Regions from separate parts of the Homo sapiens genome. Here region 1 is linked to region 2. The links are chromatin contacts, found by Hi-C or POLR2A ChIA-PET in ENCODE. All regions are on one chromosome and are shown on one strand. Each heading gives the region's core, a stretch centred on a gene start or an enhancer-like site at or near the end of the contact. The rest is flanking DNA. Distances are from core to core; before and after follow the strand shown.

Evidence for each region. A loop is a pair of places that touch in the nucleus more often than their neighbours do. ChIA-PET counts read pairs that join two places held with the same protein, here RNA polymerase II (POLR2A). Pooled maps may share reads with other maps.
Region 1: a loop to region 2 is called in a map of mammary epithelial cell, with 16 times the contacts of the local background. The contact joins two enhancer-like sites. A Hi-C loop is called at or near these places in 4 of 168 maps with a recorded cell type or tissue (OCI-LY7, chondrocyte, endothelial cell of umbilical vein and 1 more), 2 of 37 single-sample maps with no recorded cell type and 9 of 50 pooled maps. POLR2A ChIA-PET finds 5 or more read pairs at or near these places in 6 of 52 experiments (GM12878, H1, T-cell and 3 more).

What each region holds. Positions count from the first base shown.
Region 1 is chr19:18,979,631-18,987,119 of GRCh38, reverse strand. No RefSeq gene overlaps it. Among named protein-coding and RNA genes, the nearest start is that of HOMER3, 42 kb to the right of the region's middle. Within about 2 kb of position 1,604, at least 6 of the 41 ENCODE cell types and tissues checked have a DNase peak (open chromatin) inside an H3K27ac peak, as active enhancers do.
Region 2 is chr19:18,861,741-18,869,230 of GRCh38, reverse strand. It overlaps UPF1 (UPF1 RNA helicase and ATPase), which reads right to left. Exons shown (of 24, transcript NM_002911.4): 18 at 7,079-7,221; 19 at 5,619-5,793; 20 at 4,980-5,061; 21 at 3,781-3,942; 22 at 3,453-3,670; 23 at 3,065-3,187; 24 at 1,001-2,710. The coding sequence ends at 3,068. CERS1 (ceramide synthase 1) reads left to right here. Exons shown (of 8, transcript NM_021267.5): 8 at 1-686. It overlaps GDF1 (growth differentiation factor 1), which reads left to right. Exons shown (of 8, transcript NM_001492.6): 8 at 1-686. The coding sequence ends at 634. Among named protein-coding and RNA genes, the nearest start is that of CERS1, 31 kb to the left of the region's middle. RefSeq lists a silencer at 2,416-2,615. Within about 2 kb of position 2,555, at least 2 of the 41 ENCODE cell types and tissues checked have a DNase peak (open chromatin) inside an H3K27ac peak, as active enhancers do.

The sequences.
Region 1 (7,489 bases), core at 355-2,854, 120 kb before region 2:
ATGCGTGCACACATGCACATACATACACAGAGACATGCACACGTATGCACACAGACATACACACATGCATAGGTCTACACGGTGCTTCTATTTCCCACGAAGTCCATACTCATGGCCCTGAGAACTTTAACACTCAGGAATTGCGGCTCTGTAATGACTGGCACTATCCGCTTCCTTCACAGCCCAGGAGGGGGACCTCACGAGCTGAGCTTTTCTTGGCTGAATTTTTCTCCAGCGAATCCTCAGGTTGGACTCATGGGAGCACCAACTCCCAGTTCTTGCAGCTTGTGGCCAGGTGTGAAAAGGGGAGCGTTAGCCTCGAGATTTCAGCTTCCACGCCTTCATGACTTGCTTTTGCCAGGAGGAAAGCAAACCTTAAGAATTTGAATCCTCAGTCCTAACATGTCCTCTCTGTGCTGTGTAACCTGGGGCGGGTGATCCACATCTCTGAGTGTCAGCTTCCTCATTTGCAAATGGGGAGAACAGTAGCATCTACAGAAGGGTTCTTAGGAGCAGCACCCGCATGCTGTGAACTCAGACATCGCTGATCTGTTTCCATTGTTCTGTGTCAGTGGACCCAGTCCTTGAGGCATCCCATTGGCTGACTCCTCCTCCTTAAAACAAAGGCCAGGCGTGGTGGCTCACGCCTGTAATCCCAGCACTTTGGGAGGCCGAGGCAGGCAGATCACCTGAGGTCAGGAGTTCGAGACCAGCCTGGCCAACATGGTGAAACCTCGTCTCTACTAAAAATGCAAAAATTAGCTGGGTGTGGTGGTGCATGCCTGTAATCCCAGCTATTCCGGAGGCCGAAGCAGGAGAATCGCGTGAATCCAGGAGGCGGGGGTTGCAGTGAGCCGAGATCGCACCACTGTACTCCAGCCTGGGCTACAAAAGCAAAACTCTATCTATAAATAAATAAATGAAGTTTCCTGAGTCCTTACCTAGACCCCATGACATGATGAAAGGGCCTTGACTCCAGTGTCCTGGTCACAACGAGTGACTTTGGAAAATTCACTTCACTCCCTGAGGCCCCAGCATGCTCATCTTAAAATAAAGATGTTCCAAGCTGGGCGTGGTGGCTCACACCTGCAATCCCAGCACTTTAGGAGGGAGAGGAAAGAGCACTGCTTGAGGCCAGGAATTCAAGGCCAGCCTGGGCAACGTAACAAGACCCCATCTCTATTAAAAAAAAAAGAAACCCTAGCCGGGCATGGTGGCACATGCCTGTAGTCCCACCTACTTGGGAGGCTGAGGAGGAAGGATCACTTGAGCCCGGGAGGTCAAGGCTGCAGTGAGCTGTGATTGTACCACTGCACTCCAGCCTGGGTGACAGAGTATGACCTTGTCTCAAAAAAAATAAATCCATTTGCAAAGTGTAGCATCATTTTTGTAAAAATCTTGTAAAATGTAGACAAGCCCCCCGTATATGGCAATGTTGGGCTGTGTTTCAGCACAAAGATGGGTCTACTCCAAACCGGCCACGTGGTAGGGAAGCGTGTGGGGTCCGGGCAGGGGTGCCACCCCCCACCAACACCCAGCCATGTGCCTCCTTACAACCAGTTTGAAAGGAAAATCCACTGAAGAATGTTTAGAGGAAGTAAAAACAGCAAAGCACTTGCTGGCAGCAATTGTCGGCCTTTGTTTCGGAGGCAGCTGTGGTCTTAGGAGAAAAAAGGATCAGATTTGAACCAAGACAGTTTCTTCCTGTGTCAAATGGGGAAATAAGCCTGGCTTCCTCCCAGGGCCATTGTTCAAAGGCTGCTGTGAAAAACCCTCTGACATCTCCTTGGCAGAGGCTCTGATCGGCTTTTTACATCTTGTCTGTTCACTCATTCATTCATTCATTCATTCACCACACATTTTTATTTGTTGGTTTTCGTTTTGAGACAGGGTCTTACTCTGTCGCCCAGGCTGGAGTGTAGTGGTGCCATCTCGGCTTACTGCAACCTCCACCTCCAAGATTCACGCAATCCTCCCACCTCAGCCTCCTGAGTAGCCGGGACTATGGGCACGCGCCACCATGCCCAGCTAATTTTTGTATTTTTTAGTAGAGAGGGGCTTTTGTCATGGTGCGGTGGCTCATGCTTGTAATCCCAGCACTTTGGGAGGCCAAGGCAGACGGATCGCTTGAGGTCAGGAGTTTGAGACCAGCCTGGGCAAGACGGCAAAATTCCGTTTGTACTAAAAATACAAAAATTAGCCAGGCATGGTGGTACACACACATAGTTCCAGCTACTCGGGAGGCTGAGGCGAGAAGATCACTTGAACCCGGAAAGTGGAGGTTGCAGCGAGCCGGGATGGCGTCACTGCACTCCAGCCTGAGTGACAGAGTAAGACTCTGTCTCAAAAACAAACAAAAAATTTATCATCATTATCATTATTATTTTTAAGACGGCATCTCACTCTGTAGCCCAGGCTGGAGTACAGTGGCATGATCATAGCTCTCTGCAGCCTTGACCTCCTGGGCTGAAATGATCCTCCAGCCTTAGCCTCCTGAGTAGCTGGGACTACAGGCATGTATCACCATGCCTGGCCTGATTTACACCTTTTAAAAGAGCAGTCTGGAAGGGCAGGGCAGGAATGAAAGCAATTCTGAACTGTTCCATCTATACCCCTCGGTTCCAGCCCCATTTAATGGCAGGCACCTGTGCAGGGTATCAGGGCTACCCTGGGCTGCTGGAGCACCCTTTGCCTGAATGCCCACTGGAACCAGAAGTGCCTGGAATTGACATTCCCCAGGGTAACCCTGACAGCTGACGAGGGTGGGGTGTGAATAACCTAGCCAAAAGACACAGAGACATAGACCCCGTGTGCTGGCCAGCTATTTGGTAAAACAACCATTCTCTGGCAGTTGTCTGAAATGTGGCCTTAGACAACGTTGTAGGCTCCGTCTCAGCCCCGAACCCCATGGAGGTCACTTGCAAGGAACCCAGAGCAAACCTGTCCTTTCTGGCTTGGACGTCCCACCTGCCTACTCTAGAGCCTTTGACAGTTTCCCTGTTTCAGTCCAGAGATGTTCACCCTCTCCTTTCTGGCTCTCCACGTTCTTGGCAGGTTGTTGCAAGAGGCAGAGATGTCTGGGAGCAACTAAGTCCCTCAGAACGCAGAAAACCTTCTTCTTCTTCTTCTTCTTTTTTTTTTTTTTTTTTTTTTTTTTTTTTTTTTGAGACAGAGTCTCACTCTGTTGCCCAGGCTGGTGGAGTACAGCAGCTCAATCTGGGCTCACTGCAACCCCCTGTAACCCCCACCTCCCAGTTTCAAGCAATTATTTTGCCTCAGCCTCCCAAGTAGCTAGGACTACAGGCAGGCACCACCATACCTGGCTAATTTTTGTATTTTTAGTAGAGATGGGGTTTCACCATGTTGCTCAGGCTGGTCTTGAACTCCTGACCTCAGATGATCCATCCGCCTCTGCCTCCCAAAGTGTTGGGATTACAGGCATGAACCACTGCACCTGGCCAGAAAACCTTCTTTTATCCAAGTCCAAGTAAGCAGGAGTCCAGGGTGGGCACCCGGGGGGCATCCCTAGATAGCACTGGATATCTTATAGCGCCAGGCATGGCAAAGAACGCTTGGCACCTGTGCTCCTTTCACCTTAGGCAACCACAGCTCCCTTTACAGACGAGGAAACTGAGGCCCAGAGACGTTGGTTAACAACTCTCTGGGGCAGGCAGGTGGGACGTCCAAGCCATTTCCAGAAAGTTCAGTTCTTAGGGCTGGTCTTTAGCTGTTTTTTTTTTTTGTTTTTTTTTTTTTGAGACAGAGTCTCATTCTGTCACCCAGGCTGGAGTGCGGTGGCACTGCAGCCTCAACCTCCCTGAGCTCAGGTGATCCTCCCATTTCAGCCTCCCAAGTAGCTGGGACTACAGGCATGCACCACCATGCCTGGCTAATTTTTTTTTTTTTTTTCTTTTTGTAGAGACAGGGTCCACTATGTTGCCCAGGCTGGTCACAAACTGTTGGGCTTGAGTGATCCGCTTATTTCAGCCTCCTAAAGTGCTAAGATTACAGGCAGGAGCCACTACAGCCTGCCTGGTCTTTGACTTTCTGTTTATCCTCATAGACAGCAATGAGGGCAGCCTCAATTTTCCAATTTCTCTGCTCTCCTAATGAATGAAGTAACTGACATGTTTATAGTGCTGTCTCTGCAGCACTAAGGGCTGAATACATGGGAACTCTTTGGGCTGCATAAAGCCAAAAAGGGAATTAATTGGTGGATGGAATTGGAAAGGACACCTTCAGGATCAGCTGGATCAAGGCACTCAACCAAAACCACCAGCCTCTCTCTCTATTTCTTGGCTTTGCTGTCCTTTGTTTACAGGCAGGCAAGATGGTGGCCAGCAACTCGGAGCCTAGCCTTACCCATTTAAGCAACATCACAAGAGCTCTGTTGTCTGATAGGGGTGGCACAGACACCAAGATTGTCTATTATTGCCCCAGCCCGGGGCATATGCCTGTCTCTGAACCAATCACAGTGGCCAGAGGGCTACAATACACTGATAGCTAGGGCTTCATTGGCTAAGAAGGGGGAAAGACCCCAAGCACAACAAGATGCTGTTCACAGAAGGACTAGGAAGAGCCCCTGCAAGTGGGCAGAATCAGAATCGGAACCCAGCTCTTCACTCCTTAGCTATATTGGTCTCAGCTGCTTTCTTTTCTTTTGAGACAGAGTTTTGCTCTTGTTGCCCAGGCTGGAGTGCCATGGCGTGATCTCGGCTCACCACAACCTCCGCATCCCGGGTTCAAGCGATTCTCCTGCCTCAGCCTCCTGAGTAGCTGGGATTACAGACATGCGCCACCATGCCCAGCTAATTTTGTGTTTTTAGTAGAGATGGGGTTTCTCCATGTTGATCAGTCTGGTCTTGAACTCCCGACCTCAGGTGATCCGCCCACCTCAGCCTCTCAAAGTGCTGGGATTGAGATTACAGGCATGAGCCACCACGCCTGGCCAGCTGCTTTCTGATGGACACTTTCACCCCTTCAAACACCTTCCACTTCAAACTCACCATCAATCAGGTGCAGTGGCTCACACCTGTAATCCCAGCATTTTGGGAGGCCAAAGTGGGAGGATCACTTCAGCCCAGGAGTTGGAGAACAGCCTGGGCAACATAGGGAGACCCAGTCTCTATAAAAAATTTAAAAATCTAGCCAGGTGTGGTAGCCCATTCCTTGTAGTTCCAGCTACTTGAGAAGCTGAGGTGAGAGGATCACTAAAGCCCAGGAGCTCAAAGCTGCAGCGAGCCATGATTGTGCCACTGCACTTCAGCCTGGACAACATAGGAAGACCCTGTCTTTAAAAAAATTCAGGCCTGGCTGGGTGCGGGTGGCTCATGCCTGTAATCCCAGCACTTTGGGAGGCCGAGGCAGGTGGATCATTTGAGGTCAGGAGTTTAAGACCAGCCTGGCCAACATGGTGAAACACTGTCTTTACCCAAAAATTAACTGGGCATGCTGGCACACACCTGTAATCCCAGCTACTCAGGAGGCTGAAGCAGGAGAATCACTTGAACCCTGGAGGCAGAGGTTGCAGTGAGCCGACATCACGCCCCTGCGCTCTAGCCTGGGCAAAAAGAGCAAGTCTCCATAATAATAATAATCATCATCATCATCAGGCCCCCTGGGACCCTCCTCACTGAATCCCAGTCTCTGCTCTCTCGCCTTCTCTGAGCCCCAATTTCCTCATCTGTAAAATGGGTCATCAGGAGCGTCTTGTACTCAGTAAACAGCCAAAGGTCACATTGGATTTACAGAAAGTGAGATCCAGATTCAGAGAGCAAGGAGGCTGGGCGTGGTGGGTCACGCCCGTAATCCTAGCACTTTGAGAGGCCGAGGCGGGCGGATTGCTTGAGGTCAGGAGTTCGAGACCAGCCTGGCCAACGTGGCGAAACCCTATCTCTAAAATACAAAAATTATCCAGGAGTGGTGGCACAAGCCTGTAATCCCAGCTACTCAGGAGGCTGAGGCAGGAGAATCACTTGAACCCAGGAGGTGGAGGTTGCAGTGAGCTGAGATCATGCCACTGCACTCCAGTCTGAGCAACAGACCTAGACTCCATCTCAAAAAAAGAAAAGAAAAACATAGAAGATAAGTCCTTGTGGGGGGTCCTCAGTCAGGGCTGGCGTTGAACTTTCTGTTTATCCTCATAGATCATGAGGAGTTTGGGCAGCCCAAATTTTCCCATTTCTCCACTCTCCTAATGAATGAAGAGGCCAACATGCTGTTTTTAATCCCATCTTTGCAGCAGACATGAATAGCTTCAGGAAGGAACTGGCCGGCATGAGCCAGGCCTGGTGCAGGCTGGCCTGTGAAGTGTCCACATATAAACATTCCTGCAGTTCACGCCAACAAAGGAGAATATGCTCATTTTCATTTTCATTTTGAAAATTAGATTTATTTTGTTGTGTTGGTTAGATTCCATAAAGTTCAGTTCATGGTCAGCCCCCACCTTCAACTTGGCAAACTCATATTCATCCCCCAAAACCCAACACCCACACCCCCTCCTCCATTCTTCAAAGGTTCATAAAATGCTACATCTCTCCCCTCTCTGTGCTATAAGAGAAACATCCAGGCTGGGCACGGTGGCTCACGCCTGTAATACCAGCACTTTGGGAGGCCAAGGTGGGCGGATCACGAGGTCAGGAGTTTGAGACCAGCCTGACCAACATGGTGAAACCCTGTCTCTACTAAAAATACAGAAATGGCCAGGCGCGGTGTCTCACTTCTGTAATCCCAGCACTTTGGGAGGCCGAGGTGGGCAGATCACGAGGTCAGGAGATCAAGACCATCCTGGCTAACATGGTGAAACCCCATCTCTACTAAAAATACAAAAAATTAGCCGGGCATGGTGGCAGGTGCCTGTAGTCCCAGCTACGCAGGAGGTTGAGGCAGGAGAATGGCATGAACCTGGGAGGCAGAGCTTGCAGTGAGCCAAGATCACACCACTGCACTCCGGCCTGGGCGATACAGTGAGACTCCGTCTCAAAAAAAAAAAAAAAAAAAAATTTGCCAGGCGTGGTGGCGCGCGCCTGTCATCCCAGCTACTCAGGATGCTGAGGCAGGAGAATCACTTGAACTTGAGAGGTGGAGGTTGCGGGGAGCCGAGGTCATGCCACTGCACTCCAGCCTGGGTGACAGAGCAAGACTCCATCTCAAAAAAAACAGAAAAAAAAAAAAAGAAAAAGAAAAAAAAGAAGCATTCCCCTGGCACTATGATCGTCTGTTTATAGCTGTTTCTCCCACTCTGGGCTCTGTTCTAGCACCCAGCTCAGTGCCTGGCACACAGTGGATACTCAATAAATGCGGTTTAGGTGGGATCTCACTCTATCGCTCAGGCTGGAATGCATTGGTGCAATGATAGTTCATTGCAGCCTCGACCTCCTGGGCTCAAACGATCCCACCTCAGCCTCCTGAATAGCTAGGACCGCAGGTGTATCCAGCACGCCTGGCTAATTTTATTTATATTTTTGCAGAGACGGGGTCTTGTTATGTT
Region 2 (7,490 bases), core at 1,306-3,805:
CTGGGAGCTGAGCGTGGCGCAAGCGGGCCAGGGCGCGGGCGCGGACCCCGGGCCGGTGCTGCTCCGCCAGTTGGTGCCCGCCCTGGGGCCGCCAGTGCGCGCGGAGCTGCTGGGCGCCGCTTGGGCTCGCAACGCCTCATGGCCGCGCAGCCTCCGCCTGGCGCTGGCGCTACGCCCCCGGGCCCCTGCCGCCTGCGCGCGCCTGGCCGAGGCCTCGCTGCTGCTGGTGACCCTCGACCCGCGCCTGTGCCACCCCCTGGCCCGGCCGCGGCGCGACGCCGAACCCGTGTTGGGCGGCGGCCCCGGGGGCGCTTGTCGCGCGCGGCGGCTGTACGTGAGCTTCCGCGAGGTGGGCTGGCACCGCTGGGTCATCGCGCCGCGCGGCTTCCTGGCCAACTACTGCCAGGGTCAGTGCGCGCTGCCCGTCGCGCTGTCGGGGTCCGGGGGGCCGCCGGCGCTCAACCACGCTGTGCTGCGCGCGCTCATGCACGCGGCCGCCCCGGGAGCCGCCGACCTGCCCTGCTGCGTGCCCGCGCGCCTGTCGCCCATCTCCGTGCTCTTCTTTGACAACAGCGACAACGTGGTGCTGCGGCAGTATGAGGACATGGTGGTGGACGAGTGCGGCTGCCGCTAACCCGGGGCGGGCAGGGACGCGGGCCCAACAATAAATGCCGCGTGGTCTGCTCCGCTGGTCTCCTTGGACTCCTTGCCTGGGTGGTGGGGAGGGCGCCCCTCAGTCTTGGTGATCGGATAGGCCTTTCCACCTCCAGGCCACCTGCCAGAGGCCTAACGCGCCACTCCGGGGAGCCGCCCGGACAGGCCCAGGTGCTGCCTACGGGAAGGGCCCAGGGGCAGGGGTCGCCCTTCAGTCCTGCAAGGCAGACCTGTCCCTTCTGGGCTTTGCCTGTCTCCCTCTGGCCTCCTTCACACCCCAACCCGTCACTCAGCCAAGGCAAAACCCCAGCACCCTCCACCCCCTGCAGTTTATCCAACCTTGGTGTGAAGTCAAAACTGTTTATTAATATTTGGTGACAAAAGAACTTAAATTGACCGAAAATCAAAAGTTACATTGCCTTGGTACAGTGCGCCTGGGTTTGTCAAGGCTGCTGCTACAAAGCTGGAGAACACAGCACAGGGCGAAGCAGAGGCAAAGCGGCCCAGCCCAACAGCCGGGATGGGGCAGGGAGCGTCCCTCAGGCCGCCGCGGGGTCACCGCGGAAACCTACCCGGTGCATGCCTCTACGCGGCCTACCGGAAGAAGGGGAAACCGAAAGCCCTAGAGCAATGGGAATAAATAAGAGTCCCTGCCAGAAGGAAGGTGGCCTGTGCGTCCCCGTCTGTCCCATGTAGAAGCCGGAATCTGGAGGTGTTCGGATCAGGGCCAGTGACAGCCCCAGGCCCGGGGCAGGGGAAGCTGGAGGCCTGGCCGCCAGGCAGAATGACACCCCAAGCCAGGCGTTCGAGGGGCTGGGGCAGCTCTCCTAAAATGACCCTCTGCCAATGACACCACACCCTCAGTCCCTTCACACAGAACGCGGTAATTTCTGTAACTTGTTTCCTTACCCCCCAGAAGCAGCAATCACCCCATCAGCAAAGTTGCCGGCAGGCAGAGCTCCCAATTTGGGCTTTCGGTGTGCAGCGCTCCGTGTCTAACCAGCACAGGGACTGTCGGTACCTCCTGGGGACGGGGACAGGGACAGGCCCTCTTGTCCTTCCACCAAATCTTCCAAAGGCCCCCGGGAAAAAGCCGTCAATCCGGGAACAGCCACCTTCTCGCCTCCTGGCCACAGGGCCAGTCCTGGCCAAGGCCCCTCGCAATGGGGCCAAAAGCACCTTCCTCACCGGTGCGGGGCCCTGCGCCGAGTCTAGGCGGGAAGCAGCTTGGCTTCTGAGTCCAGCGGAGAACGAGCAGCTTCCAGGCTCGGCGGGCGGCTACCCCAGCAGCCTGATGCCCCGCAGAAAGAAGCCACTGGAAGCTAAAACCAACAACAAAACTCCTCCGGCCGCGGCACAGGTGTTGCTCCTCTTCTCCAGTAGCGCTGGCTTGTTTAAACTGTTTCTGGAAGCTTCTCAAATCTCCCAGGTCCACCGCTAAGATTTTACAGACAAACTTAGGAAAGTATTCTTCAGTACTCCTTTAAAAGAATCTTGAAAAAAACAAAGAGAAAAACCCAAAACACCCTTATTTTCTTTAAATGAAGGCCCTCGGAGAACACAGGCAGCGCGACCTCGGCGCGTCCGGTAGGCGTGGACAGACGCGCCCTCCCGGGGCTCTGCCCCGCACGCTGCTGTCTTTGCAAGGAGCCTGCTCGGGCACAGAAATGCGAAGTTTTTTTTCCTGCTAAGACGTAGTCCCCTTTCAATCAAAGAGAAAAAGAAATAAAAGAACAGAGGAAAGGGCTACTCTGAGATGAGGGTCTTCCTCCCTCCGCCCTGGCCGCAGCCCCGATGGGACGGAGCGGGGCCTCCTGGTGGCCGCGGCTCCCGCGGGCCGGCCCCTCCTCCGCTCCCTCTGCTCCTCGCCGCCGCGGGCCAGCAGGGGGCGCTCGGCCTCGGCTCCTCTCCCTCGTGCGCTCTCCCTTCCTGTTGCTCACACAGTGGTGCTTCAGTTTTAGCAGTGGAAAACAGGTATCCGTTTATTTTTATTTTTTATTACCCAGAATAAGATGCTGATGGACTAAGCCACGTTGCTTAGCTCTTCCGCCGCCACCTGTCAGGAGGGAGAAGGGCAGGAGGCGGTGAGAGGCTGCGACCTGAGCCCCACAGGTACCCAGCACACAGGACAGTGAGGGAGAGCCCGAGCTGCCCTCCCCGACTCTGATGAGGAAACTGAGGTCCCGCGGTGGTCCCCGGAGCAGACAGGATGGGGTAGGGTGGGGTGAGGAGCCACCCTGACTAGCAGTGAAGGGCACAGGCCAAGCTGGCCCTGAGGGCCTATGACCCCCACCAGGCACAGCACACATTTCCAGATACCACCCCTCCAGTGCAGCTCCCTGGGGAGAGCCCCCTCCCATCCTTCTCCTTGAGGCTGGGGTGGGGCCAGGCCTGCTCCAGGGGGGCTTGCCTTTTAATACTGGGACAGCCCCGTCACCCCGCCATGCTGGTAAGCCCGCTCTCCCTGGTACGTGGAGTCCTGTGAGAGCGCCACGTCGATTTGTGATTTAAACTCGTCACCAAGGTAACTGTCCTGAAAGACAAGGTCAGGAGGTAAGCAAGCCACAGGCCAAGGGTGCTCACATCCACCCAGCCCTCAGCAGCCCCAGAGAAAAGAATGGAAAACCCGTCCCCAAACTAAGACCCAGGAGACCCACTCTGATGACCCCAGCCCAGGGACAGGTAATTCAGACAGTGGACATGGGCCAGGCCAGCTCTCTGGGGCTCTTCAGAGGGAATGTTTCAGGTGCATAGCCCCACCCTCACTCAGGTAAGTCCCGTCCCAGGGGCGGGCTCACCTGGGACAGCTCCGGCTGGGAGAGGCCGGGCTGGCTCATCTGGGAAGGCTGGCTCATGGAGATGTAGCCCTGCGTCAGGGCGCCCTGAGAGAAGGGCTGTGACGCCACATCCTGGCTGGCTTGGCTGTTGGGGAGGTTAGTCTGGCTGGGTCCAGGAAGCCCAAAGCGGTTCTTCTGGCGTCCCCCACGACCAGTCTTGCCTTTCGGGGTGCCTCGCCCTGAAAGACAGCAGTCCAGGGTGATCCGAAGGAGGCCAGGGCCTCGCAGACAAGCACACCCTCAAGAGCTCTCAGGAGGGCCACACCCAGCCGCAGCCACAGATGCTCACCTGCAGCAGGCCCGTTGGCTTGTCCAAAATAGCCAGGCGGTGGCATGGGTGGCATGACCAGGTTGAAGGGGATGGGAATGTTCATGGCAGCCACGTGGCTAGGGCCGGCACTGATCATGCCAATCTGGTCATGGGTCTGGAAGTACATGCTGGAAGGCCGGCCTGCAAATCACAGTGGAACACGGCAGGTGTCACCTGCCTCGGTCAAACCCCAGCGATACCCCACCCACCCCACCAGCCAGTCAGCCGGAGCTGCACATCTGTCCTGGCTCTGCCCAGGCTGAAGATGCGGATTCGCAGGACTCCATGTTAACTACAGCAGCCTGCCTGGGGCTGGGTGCTTGGGCAGGCACCTTCCCCGAGGAGAGTCTGCTGGGAATCATTGGCCTACACAGATCTTAAAAACTGAAAATTGGGGCCGGGCGTGTTGGCTCAAGCCTATAATCCCAGCACTCTGGGAAGCCGAGGTGGACCACCTGAGATCAGGAGTTTGAGACCAGCCAGGCCAACATGGCGAAACCTCGTTTCTACTAAAAACACAAAAACTAGCCGGGCATGGTGGTGGGTGCTTGTAATCCCAGCTACTCGGGAGGCCAAGGCAGGAGAATCGCTTGAACCCAGAGGGGGAGGTTGCAGTGAGCCAAGATCACACCACTGTACTCCAGCTTGGGCAACAGAGCGAGACTCGGTCTCCAAAAAAAAAAAAAAAAAAAAAAACACCTGCAAATTGGCCAGGTGCAGTGACTCACGCCTGTAATCCCAGCACTTTGGGAGGCTGAGCAGAAGGACTGCTTGAGGCAGGAGTTTGAGACCAGCCTGGACAACATAGGGAGACCCTGTCTCTAAACAAAAAAAAGAAAATAAATGAAAATCACCCTGCATTTACCAAAGGAAAAAAAAAATCCTTTTTATGAAAATGTTCTATTTGTACTACATGCAGTCCCTGCCCTACCAAAAGGCAAGAAAAAGCTAACTAGCTTGATCACCAGGAAACACAAATGAATAAACTCTGGTTAAAGACAAACACCCCAGGAGTGTTCCGGGGCTAGAGATGCCCTAGGGGCGGGGAGGCCAAGGGAGCCAGGCACCGCCCTTGAGGGGAAGGAAAGATGGGGGCACCTAAAGCTGCAGCCATGGGAACGGCCAGCATCCCGGTGTGAGGACAAGGGGTCGGCCAGGTCCCCTGCTGAGCGACTCACCCTGGCTGCTCCGATCATAGACGGAGCCTGGGATGATGGCCTCCCGGGCATCATACATGGCTGTGGTCATGAAGCGGGCTCCCTGCGAAGGTTTAGATAGGTGAGGAATTTGTCATCTCAACAGAAGGAACAACTTCCCACGGGCCCGGTGGCCTGGGAGGTGGCAGGTATGCAGCTGTGAGGTGTTGACACTGTGCCAGGGGCTCTCCCTGGAGACAGGAGGGAGCTGCTGTCTCATGGCCTCTGGGTCTCGCCTGCCCTCCTCGGCAGACCTGGGCTCTGATGCTGACCCTTGGGCCTCAGCTCAGGAAGCTTCACACCCCCTCACTACCAGATCACCCCGGGCTTGCAAAGCTTCCAACTGCCCGTGTCCAAGGTCCCAGGCTGCTGCATGCAGCACAGCAGCCCTGAGCCCAATTCCCAGAGGCCACCCAGGACTTAGCGGCCCCAAGCCAAAAATGCCACACACGGCTCGGGAGACAAGAAGTGGGCTGGCCCACCCTCCCCTAGGAGAGCCCACCCTCCCCTAGGAGAGCCCTCCCTCAGCTCACGGGCACACGGGCCAAGCTGGCACGTTCCCAGCAGTGTTTTGGGCCCGGGTTTCTCCGTGCTGCCCTGCTGTCCTGTGCAGGCGCTCACCGGGTTGATAGTGTTGACCAGCTTCCGTGGCTTGCTGAACTGCATGAGGCTCTCACGCAGGTTGTTGAGCGGCCCCTCCACCAGCACCTTCTGCTCCTTATAGTAGTTCAGCAGGTGGTTCCAGAGCGGCTGCTTTGATAGTGCCTTCGGGTTGCCCACAATGATGACGCCATACCTGCAACAAGGGCGCAGTGCTGAGGACGCAGGTGGAGAGCTGCCCGTCTCACAGGACGGTCCAAGAGGCAAGGCTGCATTCACTCAGAACCCAAATCCAAGGCAACAGAGGCGTGGACCGGGCAGCAGGCAGGCTGCCAGCCACAGGGACAGGCCCCAAAGCCCAATGCCAAGCCACTGACCCTGCACACGGGTTGATTTTGTGGCCGACTCTAAGCAGCCCCATGGCAGACACCTGGCTGGGTGGATACGTTTGGAGAGAAGACCTGCTGTCAAGAGAGTCGGCCTTCCAGGCACCGGGGCACACGCGGCCCCACAGGGCCCCCAGCAGGCCGGGGCACTGACCCGATGCCCAGCTCCTCTAGCCCACCTCACGAAGCTGTGGGGGGACCCACCCAATACTGCCCACCAAACAAGAGGGCGCCTTAGAAAGAGGGAGTAACCAATGACAAAGCCATGGTGACCTAGAGGAGAACCACCGCGCATATGAGCCGGAAGGAGCACCAGGCTCTCTCCCTGTGCTGGGTGGAGCCACAGGCCAGGTCCCCCCAACTTCCAGCTGGTGAATGGGTCCTTGCTGTCTAGTGTTTTTTTTTTTCCTTTGGAGACAGAGTTTTGCTCTTGTTGCCCAGTGGCTGGAGTGTAATGGCGCAATCTCGGCTCACCACAACCTCCTCCTCCCAGGTACAAGCGATTCTCCTGTTTCAGCCTCCCAAGTAGCTCAGATTACAGGCATGTGCCACCACGCCCGGCTCATTTTTTTGTATTTAGTAGAGAGGAGGTTTCACCATGTTAGGCTGGTCGAGAACACCTGACCTCAGGTGATCCACCTGCCTCGGCCTCCCAAAGTGCTGGGATTACATGTGTGAGACACCATGCCTGGCCTGATGTCTAGTTTTATGTGGGATGACAGAATGGACACCTTGTTCTCGGGGTCCCTTCTGCTATCATCAGTTCACAAAAGTTGTATTTTAGAACCAAAAATAGTGGACAGGACCAAAACTTACAGCCTCTCAGATTAAACAACTTGACAGACACACACAAGATTTATTTTGAATCAGACCAGAAGGGCCTGGAAAAATACGTCCTGCTGGGCTGAGGCACAGGGGCCACAGCAAACCCCCAGGACACGGAAACAAAGATCTCTCCAGTGAGACATCGTTTCTCAACTGCTGCTCAGAGTCCTCTGACCTCTGGCCCTGGCAACCCCCAACCCTAGCCCCAAATTCCCTGGGAAGTGAGGACCGATGAGCGGCTGGGCAGCATGCAGCAGGCAGCCTCCCTACCTTGCTCTGGTCAGGGCCACGTTCAGACGCCTGGGGTCATTTAAAAAGCCAATGCCTTGGTGCTCGTTGGCCCGCACACAGGACAGGATGATGAAGTCCTTCTCGCGTCCCTGAAAGGCGTCCACACTGGCGATCTCCACCTCCTGGAAGGGAGCTTTGTGGTCACTATCAGCCAGCAGGCTGCCTTCCCAGTCCCCCCAAAATGCAGGAAACACACCAAGACCCACCCTCAAATCCCACCCGGGAGCTTGGGGCCTGGCGCCTGCTCACCGCACCTAGGGGCTGTCCTGGCTCTGCTGCCATTTCGTTTTGTTTTCTTTTTTTAGAGACAGGATCTTGCTCTGTCACCCAGGCTAGAGTACAGTGGTACAATCTCAGCTCGCTGCAGCCTTGACCTCCCAGGCTCAGCTGA